Linked DNA regions of Homo sapiens: region 2 is linked to region 1. The links are chromatin contacts, found by Hi-C or POLR2A ChIA-PET in ENCODE. All regions are on one chromosome and are shown on one strand. Each heading gives the region's core, a stretch centred on a gene start or an enhancer-like site at or near the end of the contact. The rest is flanking DNA. Distances are from core to core; before and after follow the strand shown.

Region 1 (7,691 bases), core at 5,038-7,537:
ATCCCGGCACCTCAGGAGGCCGAGGCTGGCGGATCACTTGTGGTTAGGGGCTGGAGACTGGCCTGGCCAACACAGCGAAACCCCGTCTCCACCAAAAAAATACGAAAACCAGTCAGGCGTGGCGGCGCACGCCTGCAATTGCAGGCACTCCGCAGGCTGAGGCAGGAGAATCAGGCAGGGAGGTTGCAGTGAGCCGAGATGGCAGCAGTACAGTCCAGCTTCGGCTCCGCATGAGAGGGAGACCGTGGAAAGAGAGGGAGACCGTGGGGAGAGGGAGAGGGAGAGGGAGAGGGGGAGGGGTGTTTGTTTGTTTTTAAGACAAGGTCTTGCTCTGTTGCCTGTGTTGAAGTGCAGTGACTTGATCATAGCTCACTGCAGCTTCTAACTCCTGGGCGCAAGTCTTTTTTTTTTTTTTTTTTTGAGACTCTCTCTGTCACCCAGGCTGGAGTGCAGTGGTACGATCTCGGCTCACTACAATCCCTGCCTCCTGAGTTCAAGAGATTCTCCTGTCTCAGCATCCTGAATAGCTGGGATTACAAGTGCACACCACCACACTCAGCTAATTTTTGTATTTTTAGTAGAGATGGGGTTTCACCCTGTTGCCCAGGATAGTCTCAAATTCCTGACCTCAAGTGATCTGCCCACCTCGGCCTCCCAAAGTGCTGGGGTTACAGGCGTGAGCCACCACACCCCACCTTCTCCCAAAGTCCCCACCTTCTAATACCATCACATTCAAGGTTAGGAATTCAACACAGGAATTTCGGGGGAACACAAACATTCAGCCCATAACAGTTATGAACAATCGTGCCAATAAATTTCACAACTCGGGTAAAATGGACACAGTCCTTGAAAAAGCCCACTGATGATGAAATAGATAGCCCAAATAGCCCTTTATCTATTAAATAAATTGAATTTGTAGTTTAAAAAAAAATTCAGACCTAGGTAGCATCACTGGTGAAATCTACCAGACATTTAAAGAAGAAATAATACCAATTCTACACAAACACTTCAAGAAAATTGAAGAAGGAATTCTTCCAACTTGTTCTGTGGAGACCAGATTTACCCTGTGTTGATTACCCTGGTTAATTTTATGTGCCAACTTAGCTAGGCCCAGATATTTGGCCTAATACATCAGTATGTTGTTGTGAAAGTATTTTTATAGATGAGATTAACATTTAAATTAGTAGACTTTAAGTAAGGTAGATTATTCTCCATAACGTGAGTGGACCTCATCCAATCACTTGAAAGCTTTAAGAGAAAACAGACTGAGGTCCTGTGAGGAAGAGGAAAATCTGTCTCTAGATTGTCTATGGACAGTTGCAACAGCAACTCCCTTGGTCTCCAACCTGCCAAAATACCCTGCAGATTTTAGACATGTCAGCTACATGAGCCAACTTCTCTAGAGAAACAGAACCAATAGGGTACATACACAGTTGTCCCATCCCTCGGTGGGGGATTAGTTCCAAGACCTCCCCATGGCTACCAAAAGCCATGGATGCTCAAGTCCCTTATATAAAATGATGTAATATTTGCATGTAACCTGCACACATCCTCCTATATACTTTAAACCATCTCTAGATTACTTGTAATACCTAATACAACATAAATGCCATATAAATAGTTATTGTACTATATTGTTTAGGGGATAATGACAAGAAAAATTCTGTATCTGTTCAGTACAAGTGCAGTCATCCTTTTTTTTTTCCAAATATTTTTGATCTTCAGTTGGTTAAATCCACAAATGCAGAACCCATGGATTCAGAGAAACAGACAAACTGAACCAATGGGAGATATATATATATATATATGTGTGTGTGTGTGTGTATATATATATATATATATATAAAATTAAAGTAGACAAAGAAATAATAAAGATTACTATTCACAATAGCAAAGTGGGATACACGCACACAAACACACACACACACATACACACACACACACACACACACACACACACACATATATATATCACATTGGTTCTCTCTCTCTGGAGAACCCTAATATACTGATACCAAAAACAAAGACATTACAAGAAAAGAAAACTATAGACAAATCCTCTCATGACTTAGAGGCAAAAATTCTTAACAAAATTTTAATAAATTTAATCTAATAACATATCAAAAGAATAATACCAAATGACTAGAGTTTTTTTCAGGAATGAAAGGTTGGTTTAACATATCGTGCCATCAATGTAATGTACCATATTAACAGACTAAAAAAGTAAAACCATATTATCATCTCAATGGATGCAGGGTAAGCACTTGACGAGACCCAACATCTATTTTTGATAAAAATTCTCAGCAAACTAGAAAGAAAAGAACTAGCTCAATCTGTTAAAGGACATCTAAGAAAAACCCACAGCTAATGTACTTAAAGATGAAAGACAATGCTTTCCTCCTAAGATCATGAACAAGACAAGGATGTCCTCTCTCCACTTCTATTCAACATTGTACTGGAGGTTCTAGCCAGTGCAATAAGCCAAGAAACAGAAACAAAAAGCACCCAGATAGGAAAGAAAACAAACTGTTTTTGTTCACAGACAACATGATTGTCTATGTAGAATACTCAACGGTCTTACAAAAAGTTACTAGAATTAATAAGTGAGTGTAGCAGTTTTGCTTTTTGTTTTGATTAATATTCAAAAATTAATTGTATTTTTATATACTAGTAATAAACAATTGGAAATTTAAAAAATTTTAATACCATATATAGCCTGGTACAGTGGCTCACACCTATAGTCCCAGCACTTTGGGAGGTCAAGGTGGGAGGATCGCTTCAGTACAGGAGTCCAAGACCAGCCTAGGCAACATAGTGAGATCCCGTGTCTACACAAAAATAAAAATATTCAGGCATAGTGGCACATGTCTGTAGTGCCAGAGCTACTTGAGAAGCTGAGGTGGGAGGATCACTTAAGCCCAGAAGTTCGAGGCTGCAGTGAGCTATAATCATGCCACTGTACTTCAGCCTGAGTGACACAGCAAGACCTTGCCTCTAAAAAACCAAAAAAAAAAAACAAAGCACATACAATAGCATCAAAAATATAAAATATTTCGGAATAAATCTGGTAAAATATATGTTCATGTATGAAAAGACTCAATAGTGTTAAGATGTTAATTCTCCCCAAATTGATCTATAAATGCAATACAATCTTGATCAAAATCCCAGCAGGCATTTTTGTAGTAACTGAGGAGCCAATTCAAATGGAAGTGCAAAGGACTTAGAGTAGCTAAAACAACTTCCTTTAAAAGTTTTGGGCCAGGCATGGTGGCTCACGCCTGTAATCCCAGCAGTTTGGGAGGCCAAGGCTGGCAGATCACCTGAAGTCAGGGGTTTAAGACCAGCATGGCCAATGTGGTGGAACCCTGTCTCTACTAAAAATACAAAAATTAGCCAGGTATGGTGGTGGGCACCTGTAATCCCAGCTACTCAGGATGCTGAGGCAGGAGAATCACTTGAACCTGGGAGGCAGAGTTTGCAGTGATCCCAGATCAGGCCACTGCACTTCAGCCTGGGCAACAGAGTGAGACTCCATCAAAAAAAAAAAAAGTTTCACCTGGCCAGGGGTGATGGTTCATGACTGTAATCCCAGCATTTTAGGAGGCTGAGGAGGAAGGATCACTTCAGACTTAGGTAGCAACACTGGTGAAATCTATCAAACCCAGGAACTCAAGACCAGTCTGGGTAACAAAGCAAGACTCTGTTTCTACCAAAAAATTTTTAAAAATTTGCCAGGTGTGGAGATCACTACTCCATCCTTGAACTCCTGGGCTCAAACAATCCTCTGGCCTCAGCCTCCCGAGTAGCTAGGACTACAGGTGCACACCAGCACACCTAGCTAGCATGAGTGTTTTTTGTTTTTGTTTTGTTTTGTTGTTTTTTTGTTTGTTTTTTTATCATGTGACATAAGATTTATTGACTTCATATCAGCATTTAAGTATTGTTAACTTTTTTTTAATTTTATTATTATTATACTTTAAGTTTTAGGGTACATGTTTGTTTTGTTTTTTGAGACAGGGTCTCACTCTGTCGCCCAGGCTGGAGTGCAGTGGTGAAATCATGGCCCACTGTAGCCTTGACCTCCCCAGGCTCAGGTGATCCTCCCACCTCAAACTCCCAAGTATCTGGGACTACAGGTGCGCATCACCACACCAGCTAATTTTTTTGTGTATTTTTGTAAAGATGGAGTTTCTCCAATATTGCCCAGGCTGGTCTCGAACTCCTGAGCTCAAGTGATCCACCCACCTCAGCCTCCTAAAGTACTGGGATTACAGGCATAAGCCACTGCACCTGGCCAGGCACCAGTGTTTTTAAAGGTCCCAGAAGATTCCAATGTGCAGCCAATGTTGAGAACTGGGGAATGAGGGATGTAAATGAATCCGAGGAATACAAGGTATTATGAATGTGTGGAACGCGAGAAGGATCCAAAGTTTTGGTTAGATACAAGCCATGGAAGGGATGCCCAAGGTAGAGAATCCAGTGGGAAAGCAGGATCTTGGGTTAGGACGACTGCAGGAGTAGGGATAAAAAGGATAGGGATAACTCAGAACTATGAATGAAACATGTGAATTAGACATTTGTTCTGTCTCTCATGAAATTAGGGTCTGAATGTATCTTGAGAAGATGGTGGGCAGAATCATCCAATTTTCTGGCTATGTGGTTACTAATTCTTTTCTCCTTTGGGAACCCAGGTCTATGAAATTCTCAGTCATTAAACTTTCCAGAGGCTCTTTAAATTATTTGTGTAATCAGAGAACAAAAGAAGGAATCCCCTGCTCTGGGATCCAGGAACAGGCATAAAAGACATAAGAGAGAAAGTGGCCTCTATTCTCCCTCTAAACAAGAGACTCTGAATTTGGGCTGTTTCAGAATCAACTGGAAACACCCTGCCTAGAGTGCGTCTCTAGCACTTTTATTTTATTTTATTTTATTTTATTTTATTTTATTTTGAGACCAAGTCTCGCTCTGTCACCAGGCTGGAGTGCGGTGGCGCAATCTTGACTCACTGCAACCTCCGCCTCCCGGGTTCAAGCAATTCTCCTGCCTCAGCCTCCCGAGTAGCTGGGATTACAGGCGTGCACCACCATGCCCAGCTAATTTTTGTATTTTTAGTAGAAACGGGGTTTCACCATGTTGGCCAGGATGATCTCAATCTCCTGATCTTGTGATCTGCCCGCCTAAACCTCCCAAAGTGCTGGGATTACAGGTGTGAGCCACCATGCCTGGCTGCATTTATATTTTTAATAAATCCCTCAGGCCTCCAAAGTTTCAGAACCATAGCTATTTTTTTTTTAAGATAGGGTCTCACTCTGTAGCCCAGGCTGGAGTGCAGTGGCACAATCATAACTCACTGCAGCCTCCAATTCCCAGCCTCATGCAATCCTCCCACCTCAGCCTCCCAAATAGCTAGGACTACAGGTGCCCACCACTGCACTGAGCTGATTTTGTTTTTTTTTTTGGTCGAGACGGGATGTTGCTATGTTGCCCAGGCTGGTTTTGAACTCCTAGGCTCAAGTGATCCTCTTGCCTCTGCCTCCTAAAGTGCTGGGATTACATGCATGAGCCATTGTGCCCAGCCTAGAACCACTACCATTAGAAGTAATAGAAGATGACATCTATTGAAAATATCCCTGTCTCAGCCAGGTGCAGTGGCTCATGCCTCTAATCCCAGCACTTTTGGAGGCTGAGTGAGTGGATCATTTGAGGTCAAGAGTTCGAGACCAGCCTGGCCAACATGATGAAACCCTGTCTCTACTAAAAATACAAAAATTAGCTGAACTTGGTGACACATGCTTGCAATCCCAGCTACTCAGGAGGCTGAGGCAGGAGAATCACTTGACTCCAGGAGACAGAGGTTGCAGTAAGCCAAGATCATGCCACAGCACTCCAGCCTGAGCAACAGAGCAAGACTCCATCTCAAAAAAAAAAAAAATCCCTGTCTCAAACTCCTGCTTTCCAGGTAGATGGAGCGGGATAATGTGCTTTAATTGGTGAAGGGTTTCTGATCCCCATTTATCATGCAGAAGGCAGGAGCAAGCCAGAGACAGGTCCTGGCGAAAGGAAGCTAAAATGGTGCCTTTGATACAGGGGAAAGGGATACGAAAGGGGCTTAGGTGAGACCTCCTTACAGCTAGTGGCACCTGGTCAGCAGGGCCGTAGAGTTGAGGCCATCCCCTTAGCAGCAGTGGGACTTTGTTACACACACCCTCTGAGTCTTGGTGAGAAACTAGTCCCAGGGCCCCTTGTTGTCTCTGCCACTCCCATTCATGACATCATGGAAACTTCTGTGCGGCTGGGCTCCTGAACACAGCAGCCTGCCCTCGGCTGGATGAGGCAGCCAAAACCCTAAAAGGGTTGTGATAGGGACTGGAGTCAACAAGTAGCTGTGGGAACGTGGTGGCGCAGACCCTTCACCCAGGGAGCCCTGTGGGCTAGAAACACCAGACAGCCAGGATGTGGCGAGAGACTGCCCAACACACTGTCTGTGTGAGGCAGAGGAAGGAAGGAGATGAAGGAAGAAACAGGTAGGTAGGAGGGCGAGATCCCAAGCAAGTCAGGACAACTCCCACGCCTTGCCCAGGAGCCTTAAGAAGCCCAGGCACCTGCTGAGTGAAAGAGGATATATTTATTGGCTGAGCAAGAAGGGAAGGTACAGTTGGTAATGGCTGCTTCTAGAAGCCACCAGTCTCAGGTTCACTTGTTCCGAGCCCAGTTTCCTCCAAGGTGGCTGTACTGAGCATCATCTCGATCTCGGAGGGGCTAAGAGAGGAGAAGAGAAAACGGTCAGGAGGCAGGGTTAGAACTCTTCAAGGAAGGGCCCCAGCAGGCCCTGACGATGAGAGCTCCTGCCTGACCTCTCCAGTCACACCCAGCAATGAACTCCCCAGTAGGACCCTTCCCACGTGCAAACAGCATTCAGTGTGAGCCTCTCTATCCCCACTTACCCTCCCTTCATTCCTGCCTCCTTCCCCTCAACGCTCACCTGATAGACCTGGTCATTCCTCAACAGAGCTTGTGTGTCGGCAGCTAGAAGAACCAGAGAGAGACATCAATGGCCTAGCAGATGGGACTGTGAGATCCACCCTCCCACACCCTCAGAAGTCTGCATGAGTGATATGAACACACAAGTTCTTTCAACAGTCAAAGTTCTAGGAGTCTTTAGGAGATTGCAAGAGTAACTCCCAGCTGAGACTAAACCTACCACCAGCCCCATTCCTTAGCTGGTGCATAAGCTCACTGGTACACACACACACACACACACACACACACACACAAACACACTCTCATGCTCTGCTCTTCCACTAACCCCCAGACAGCCTTCCAGTCTCATGTCCAGCAAAGCAGAAGACTCCCAAAGCAAGGAGCAGAGTGGCAATGACATCAGTGACAATGATGCCAGCCACGGTGGCTGGATCCAGCTCCACACAGCTCTGGCACACTGTGGGGGAAGGGAGGAGAGAGGAGAGGTTGAGAGCCTTTAAGATCAGGGAACCATCCTCTGCCTCCTAGGGCAACCCTTAGATCTCTTATGCCAAAACCCAAACTTCAATAAGACCCTGGGAGAAAGGCCTGGTGATGGGCTTGCCACACCTTCCTCCACCCTGCATCCTAAGGAATCCCTGGGAAGAGCCAAGAAGTAATCTCAGCTTTTGGGACCTTGAACAAGGTGGTGGGCCAAACCTCTCACCCAA
Region 2 (7,691 bases), core at 1,787-4,286, 590 kb after region 1:
GGGATTACAGGCGTGAGCCACCGCGCCCGGCCCAAAGCGCTTTTTAAAAACATTTCACATGTTTCAATGCTCACCACAAACCTGCAAGAAAGAGGTTATGGTCCCATTACAGAGGTGAGGAAATTGAGGTTTGCATTACCTAAGGACTTACCCAGAGCTACCCAGCTAGAAAGTGGTAAGCCCAGGACTAGAATTTGGGTCTCCTTATCCCAGGGCACTTTCCCTGTTTCCTACTGTCCCCACCCACCCAGAATTAATAGCAAGTGACAAGCATTGACTGTGTCTGATAGGAAGAACACTAGCCAGCCTGCTTGTTCCTGCTGTTTCCTCGGCCCTCTCCCCTGCCCCTCCTCACAGATGGTCCCCAGATAGTTCTAGCCTCACTGACCTCCCTCTCTTCTGACCACCTATCCCATCATAGCATCTGAGTACTTCCTGATGTGTTGTATCTTGTCACACACACACACACACATATATATATACACACACACACCCCTATATATGTATAGGTGTATGCACACACACACATATATATATATGTCTGATTTCCCCCAAAAGATTCCTAAGGGCCTTGAGGGGTTGATGGTGCCAACAGCTGGGCACTGGACAAGGTTTAGGGAGGCACAGGTGGAAGGGGACAAAAACCTGAAAGAAGATAACATAGTAACCCCCCCCCATGTGTCCCATCACTGCTTACAAAGCATTTTCATGCACGTTGTCTCATGATGATGCTTTGATCCAATCACCAAAACTTTTCCAAGTGCCAGCCTGCTGTGCCAAGCACTGTCCTGGGTTAGGGGGTTGAATCACCACAGTCCTGAGAAGTCGATTTTATCCCCACTTAAAAGAAAAGAAAACCAAAGCCCAGAGAGGCTTCTAATGTGAAAGATCCCAGCACCTAGGCTAGTACCTGACCCATGGAAATAAGGTTTAATTTCTTATCTCCTCTCCAGAAAGACATAATATGGGCCCCCACTTCTCCAACAGGGTGCTTCTTAGAGGGGACCACTGCATTTATGTGGATCAGTCTCCCCTTACATATATGACAAGCCAAAGGGGCTTGTTATGATCTCTTTGGCACAATTCCTGGTTCGTAGTAGGTCCAAAACAGTGTTTGCAGGGGCAAGTGAGTCTGTGTTGCCAGGGGTCTCTTAAATGGTGCACAATACATGTCCTATGGAGCAGCCACGCGGAGCGCTCCCCTGGGTGGGGCTGTGACTCATTCCCCCAGCGGAGGTTCCAGGTTGGGATTCGGAGCTGAGCTCTGGGCAGCCACAAGTTCTGGGTGGAACCCTGGAGAGAGCCAGGAGGAAAGGAGAGAGGCAGGGGGCCCTTGCTGGAATCGAGCGGCTCCCTCTACTGGCCAACTCGGGGAACCTCTGTCTTTCCGTGTATCTGTGTGTCACTGTGTCACGAGGGGTGTCACAGGTGTGTCAGCGTTGGCGTTCGTCGGTGGAAGTGCCCGCATGGGTATGGGTGCGTGAGGGTGCCCGTTCGTGACGCAGTGTGGGTGTGCCAGCGCCACGAGGGGCTGTTTCTGGAAGCACAGTGTGTACACACAACCGTATCTTGTAATACAATTTACTTTGGGGCTGCTGGGGGTCTGAGATTAGGCATCCCGTTGCCGGGGTTACTAGGACAAAAGGATTCTCCAGCTGGTACTCCTCACCGGCTGGAGCACTAGCCCGAGAAGGTGGGAGGAGTCCAGACCAAACAGTTCCTGAAAAGGACTCTATCACCTAAAGCAAATAGGGACCCAAGAAAGAGTTAACGCAGAGCCCCACAGTGACTTCAATCATTGGCTCAGGGCACTGTCAGTCAGAGGTCTGGGGGCGGGGTTTGTGGGGCCTCCATCTGACTGCCCAGCGCCCCTCACTTGCCCCTCGACCCCCACATCATCTCACTGCTGGGCTGCGCCCGCACCCCCATCTTGGTGGCGACACCGTCCTGGGCCCTGGAGGAAGAGCCGATCCGGGCATCCTGGCTTCCCCACTCACTCCAGCTGCCTGGCTTCCTGATAGATGGTGATTATATAATAGACTTGCTGGACAGAACCGTGCCAGCGCTCGGAACACTTTGCCCCCTCCTCGAAGCCTGCCCCAGGGCCTGGCACCTGCCACACAGAGCCTGCTGCCGGGTTCTGCCGGCGCCCCCCAGCAACGCCTCCATTTCGGGGTGGGAGACCCCAGGACAAGGTCCTGGGATGGGGCGGGCGCCAAGCGGAGAGAAGCAGGGCGGGTGCCCCGCGGGTCTCAGGGTCGGCCTGAGGAGTGTGGATTCACAAGCGCCTCTCAGGATAGTGGGACCCGCCTGGCCCCTTCCAACCTGAGCTTGCAACTTGGGAGCCAATAGAGGAGCAGGGGCCAGGGTGGGAACGGGAAGGAGTTTGGAAAAGGTGTGGGGGCAGGAAAGGGAGGCTGAGAGAGGGGGCCGGCTGGGGCAGGGGGGAGGGACTCTTATCCCTCACCACTGCCGCCTTCCCCGACTGGAGGGTTTGGAAAAACTGAGCAGGCAGCAAGGCTTGGCTGGAAATCCTGCAGCCCACCCTCCTGGGGACACAAAGCTGGAGGGCGGGGGCAGGGCGGGGGGAGAGAGCACGACCCCGGGGAGGACAGGGCCTCTTTTGGGGCTGGGGGCCCAGGGGCCGGACCCTGGGGAGGGGGTTCCTGGCGCTGTCTCCCTGCAGTCTGCTTCCCCCTTCTCCTCTACCCCCTCCGCTTCCCCCTCCTCCCCCTCCGCGGCTCCAGTCTTGCAGATTGCGGGCAGACTTAACTCCTTGAGTGCCAGCCTGGTGGACTCGGTGGTGGTGACGCTGTGAGGGAGGGAAGGAGGAGGGACTCCGGACCCCACTCCCACCCACAGTTTAACACCTTGTGCCCCGGAACGCAATCCCGGAACTGGTTGGGTTCCAGTGCCCTGAAAGGCTGCTTGGTTCTGGAGTCGCCACACGCAAAACAAGGCACCTGACGGTTCGGGAATCGCCCGCTCTCTTGCCTAATCTTCCCTGCCTCCCCTCCCCACCGCCGCCTCAGGGACTCTCCCTCCACTTTTTGGCTACCCTTCCCCCACCCCACCCCCATCTCCAAGTTGCAGCCGACAGCCGAGGTCCCTGCCAGATTGAAGCAGGGGAGCCCGGAAGTCTGGGTTTTGTAGCTGCCTCAGCGCTCTCCTCTACATCCCACTTCTGAGGCCCAGCGCAGGTGACCGCAGCCCATGCCTCTCTTGCCCCCAGAGGGGCTGCTTCACCCATCTGGGGGGCTAACTACCCAACGGAGGCAGGGAACGCTAGCCTCCCCTAGCTCCAGCGAGGACTAAGGACCTGAGTAGCTGGAAACCTGACTTCACCTCTACCCTAGCCCCTCCCCTAGCGAACAGCCCCTCCCCCGTCCTCTGTGACCCTCAACTCTGCTGTGGATGACTCTGCCGAGGGAATACCGCAGACTAGGCAGGAAGGGGTTAACGCAGCTACTGCGCTCGAATGGAGCGCCAGGTGAGGCACCACCCATCTTGGCCTTCAGGTGTGTGGGTGGGGAAAGAGGAGGGACACTGACCTTAAGGGCTGCTTTTTTGCCCCCTGGTGGCTAAATCTGGCTTAGCAGCCGCTGGAAAAAATACGCTCACATGGGGATTCGCGGAAGAAGAACACTGGCGACGACAGTAGAGTGTGCCTCTTGCGGGAACAGCACCTTCCTAGGGAAGGAGATCGTTCTGGGAAGGCTGATGGAAGGAGGGAGCTCCCACAGTCCCTGCCACACCATCCCGCTCAGTAGGCTGCCTCAGCCAATTCCAGATCCTTGCCCTAGGGGCTCTACTTGTGGGTCCCAAACACCTGGAGGAGGGTAGGAAAAAAACAGAAGATACAGGCCCTGTCCTCCCAGGGTCTCCATCTAATAGAGAGGGTCTGTAGGAGGAAGTTGCTCCTACCTTTTCCTTCCGTGCCTCAGGCCTTCCCAGAGCACCCATTCCCTCCAGACCCCAGCATCAAATACAAACCAGCCAGGCTTCAAAGCTCCTACCAGCTACCCCAACCCCCTTCAGCTTCTCTCCCCTCCAGCCAAGCTGATTTCTAGGACCCTCCCTGTAAAAAGACTCCACTTGAGGGATTCCAGGTGTTCTTATCCCCAACATGGCTGAGACCCTTCCTCCCATCTACCCAAAGCCCTCCCTGATTAGCAAAGCCAATCATCTTGAAGGGCTCCTTCCCCCCCTCCCCTTCAATTGCCTTACTTTTCTCCCTGTCCTTATTTCCCACTACTTTCCTTTCAAGACTTCTTTTTGCATGGGCAGTTCACCCAATTGGGGACAATTCTGTCCTCCTTGTACCCTGTGATACCTCAATAGTTGCCTTTTCTCCCAGCTCGGTGGCAAGCCCTGTAGTCCCAGCTAGCAGGCAGGAGGATCACTTGACCCCGGGAGTTCTGGGCTGCAATGCATTATGCTGATGGGTGTCCACACCAAGTTCAGCATCGATATGGTGACCTCCTAGGAGTGGGAGACCGCCAGGTTGACTAAGGAAGGGTGAGCTGGCCCAGGTCAGAATGGAACAGATTGAAACTCTGGTGCTGATCATGGTGGGATTGGGCACACAAGCCTGACAACACCAGGACACCCTGTCTCTTTATTTATTTTTTCAAACACCAACTCAAACCAGATGAGACCTTGTCTCTTAAAACAAACAAACAAACAAAAAAAGTCTTTTCCTTCAGGAATCCTTCTCTGACCAACCCCACCTACTTATTCATCCAACAGATATTTATTGAGGACCTGCTATGTGCCTGGCACTTGACTAGACACTAGGTTGGTACATGTTGGTGACATAGATGTTTGTCCTTTTCCTCACACAGCCTGCAGCCTAGTGGGGGTCAGACAACAAGTGAGTGGGTGATTTCAATTCAGTGTGGGCACATTTAGGGGAAGTGGACACCAATCCCAGACTTGAGAGTTTGGGGAAGCTTCCTGCAGGGACCAACTGTCTGAGCTGGAACTTCCAGCATCAGGTATGGTTCTGTCCAGGCAAACAGTACATCTCACTAGAGCTCTAAAGATAGAATAGGAGGCTGGGTGTGGAGGCTCATGCCTGTAATCCCAGCACTTTGAGAGGCTGAGGTGGGTGGATTGCTTGAGTCTGGGAGTTCAAAATCAGCCTGGGCAACATGGCAAAACTCTGTCTCTACTGAAAGTACGAAAAAAAAAAAAATTAGCCAGGCATGGTGGCGCATTCCTGTAGTCCCAGCTACTTGGGAGGCTGAGGTGGGAGAATCACCTGAGTCAGGGGTGGTCGAGGCTGCAGTGAGCCGAGATCGTGCCACTGCACTCCAGCCTGGGCAATTGGAGTTAGACCCTGTCTCAAAAAAAAAAAAAAAATAGCATCCCACCAAAGGCTCTCCACCAGTTGTTATGAGAGGCCTCTAAGGCGGCGTTCCCAAACAATGCTTTTTTTGTTGTTTTTTTCCGAGACAGAGTCTTGCTCTATCGTCCAGGCTGGAGTGCGGTGGCGTGATCTCTGCTCACTGCAACCCCTGCCTCCCAGGTTCAAGCAATTCTCCTGCCTCAGCCTCCCAAGTAGCTGGTAGCTGGTGGCTGGGATTACAGGCATGTGCCACTACGCCTGGCTAATTTTTGTATTACTAGTTGTGATGGGGTTTCACCGTGTTGGCCAGGCTAGTCTCAAACTCTTGACCTTGTGATCTGCCCACCTCAGCCTCCCAAAGTGCTGGGATTACAGGCATGAGCCACCATGCCTGACCCAAACAACCCATTTCTGGTTTTTAGTTTTTTGTTTTTTTTTGAGATGGAGTCTCGCTCTGTCACCCAGGTTGGAGTGCAGTGGCGCGGTCTCGGCTCACTGCAAGTTCCACCTCCTGGGTTCACGCCATTCACCTGCCTCAGCCTCCCGAGTAGCTGGGATTACAAGCGCCCACCACCACGCCTGGCTAACTAATATTTTTTGTATTTTTAGTAGAGACGGGGTTTCACCGTTTTAGGCAGGATGGTCTTGAACTCCTGACCTTGTGATCCGCCCGCCTCGGCCTCCCAAAGTGCTGGGATTACAGGCGTGAGCCACCACGCCCGGCCCCAAACAACCCATTTCTAATTCTCCAAGTCCCAAAAGAACTTTGTTCTGAGAGTCCAAAGTACAAGACCTTGGCCTAGTCACTTCCTGTCTCTGGGTTGCAGCTTCTTCAAGTGTAAAACAAGAGGCTTAGGTGCCTTTATCTTCATGCCCTTCTTTATCCTATAGATAGCGATTAAATAGTTGGCTTGTTGACAGAAAAACCCTCACTTAGCTCTCATCTGCATGGGGCTACCAGAGCTCATAAACCCAGGAGAAGCTGTCATAGGCAGGACCTCAGAGAAAGCCAGTTGGTCAGTCACCTGTGTCTCGCCCACTGCCCCCTTGGTCTGGCAGTTCTGCGTCCTGGGAACATTTCATTCTTGCTGCTAATGGAAGGCAAGAGGCTTTCCGAGATTGTGCTGGAGGGGAGAGCATGCCCACAATATATTTAGTTACTGTATTAATCTGCTCTAATATGTAGCACTATAGGACTGTTATTTTTGAGAGAGGGAATGTTCTCAGGTGAGGAAACTGCTTGGTGAAGGTCCAGAGTGGTGAAAGGACTCGCCTAAAAGCATAGGGTTGGTGCTGATAGCTGGAAGAGCCTCCTGATTCCGTGTCCAGACTCTTTCCACGACACCACGGCAGCACTTGATCCAACTTTCCATTGGACTTCTTCCTGTGTCTGGCTCATTTCCCTGTGAGGCCATACGATCTGGGAAGGCAGGCTCAGCCTCCTTATCTGGACATCCCCCAGAGCCTGGAGGGGTGCTCAGAACCTGCCATCTCCCAGGCCCTCCTTTTCTCTCTCATCATGACCCTGTTTATATTTATGTAGCTCTCTTACTCATTCTAAAAAGCCTTCCCTGGATTGTTGACAAAGCCCTGGGCCAGGCACAGTCCCAATCCCAGCCAGATCTAAAACCTGCTCTGTGACTTAAAACAAACTGATTCACTTCCCTGGGCCTTGTGTTCTCCATCTGTCAAGACCTATAACCTGGCGGGGCACAGTGGCTTACGCCTGTAATCCCAACACTTTGGGAGGCCGAGGTGGGTGGATCACTTGAAGTCAGGAGTTTGAGACCAGCCTGGCCAACATGGTGAAACCCCGTCTCTACTAAAAATACAAATATTAGGCAGGCGCGGTGGCTCATGCCTGTAATCCCAGCACTTTGGGAGGCCAAGGCAGGCAGATCACGAGGTCAGGAGATTGAGACCATTCTGGCCAACATGGCGAAACCCTGTCTCTGCTAAAAATACCAAAAAAAAATTAGTTGGGTGTGGTGATGCACGCCTGTAGTCCTAGCTACTCGGGAGGCTGAGGCAGGAGAATCACCTGAACCCAGGAGGCAGAGGTTGCAGTGAACCAAGATCGTGCCACTGCCCTCCAACCTGGGCTACAGAATGAGACTCCATCTCAAAAATAGGCCAACCTATTCTAACTCCTAAGGCATTTGTAATCTCAGCTCTGAAATCCCAAATCAGGAAGTGTTTTTAAAAGACATAGCTCTGCCGGGCACGGTGGCTCATGCCTGTAATCCCAGCACTTTGGGAGACCTAGGCGGGTAGATCATGAGGTCAGGAGTTTGAGACCAGCCTGGCCATTATGATGAAACCCTGTCTCTACTAAAAATAC

The links. A loop is a pair of places that touch in the nucleus more often than their neighbours do. ChIA-PET counts read pairs that join two places held with the same protein, here RNA polymerase II (POLR2A). Pooled maps may share reads with other maps.
Region 2: a map of naive thymus-derived CD4-positive, alpha-beta T cell shows a loop between it and region 1 (4-fold over the local background). The contact joins two enhancer-like sites. A Hi-C loop is called at or near these places in 2 of 168 maps with a recorded cell type or tissue (both naive thymus-derived CD4-positive, alpha-beta T cell) and 5 of 50 pooled maps. POLR2A ChIA-PET finds 5 or more read pairs at or near these places in 1 of 52 experiments (CD4-positive, alpha-beta T cell).

Annotation. Positions count from the first base shown.
Region 1 is chr11:118,332,469-118,340,159 of GRCh38, forward strand. It overlaps CD3D (CD3 delta subunit of T-cell receptor complex), which reads right to left. Exons shown (of 5, transcript NM_000732.6): 3 at 7,307-7,438; 4 at 6,983-7,026; 5 at 6,607-6,759. The coding sequence ends at 6,694. Among named protein-coding and RNA genes, the nearest start is that of CD3D, 6.4 kb to the right of the region's middle. RefSeq lists an enhancer at 6,152-6,301. Within about 2 kb of position 6,288, at least 7 of the 41 ENCODE cell types and tissues checked have a DNase peak (open chromatin) inside an H3K27ac peak, as active enhancers do; they include CD4-positive, alpha-beta T cell, where a contact is called at or near this core.
Region 2 is chr11:118,926,860-118,934,550 of GRCh38, forward strand. It overlaps the pseudogene RN7SL688P. Among named protein-coding and RNA genes, the nearest start is that of BCL9L, 4.8 kb to the left of the region's middle. RefSeq lists a silencer at 132-191 and enhancers at 879-1,380, 1,730-1,849, 1,860-2,139, 2,150-2,199. Within about 2 kb of position 3,037, at least 39 of the 41 ENCODE cell types and tissues checked have a DNase peak (open chromatin) inside an H3K27ac peak, as active enhancers do; they include CD4-positive, alpha-beta T cell, where a contact is called at or near this core.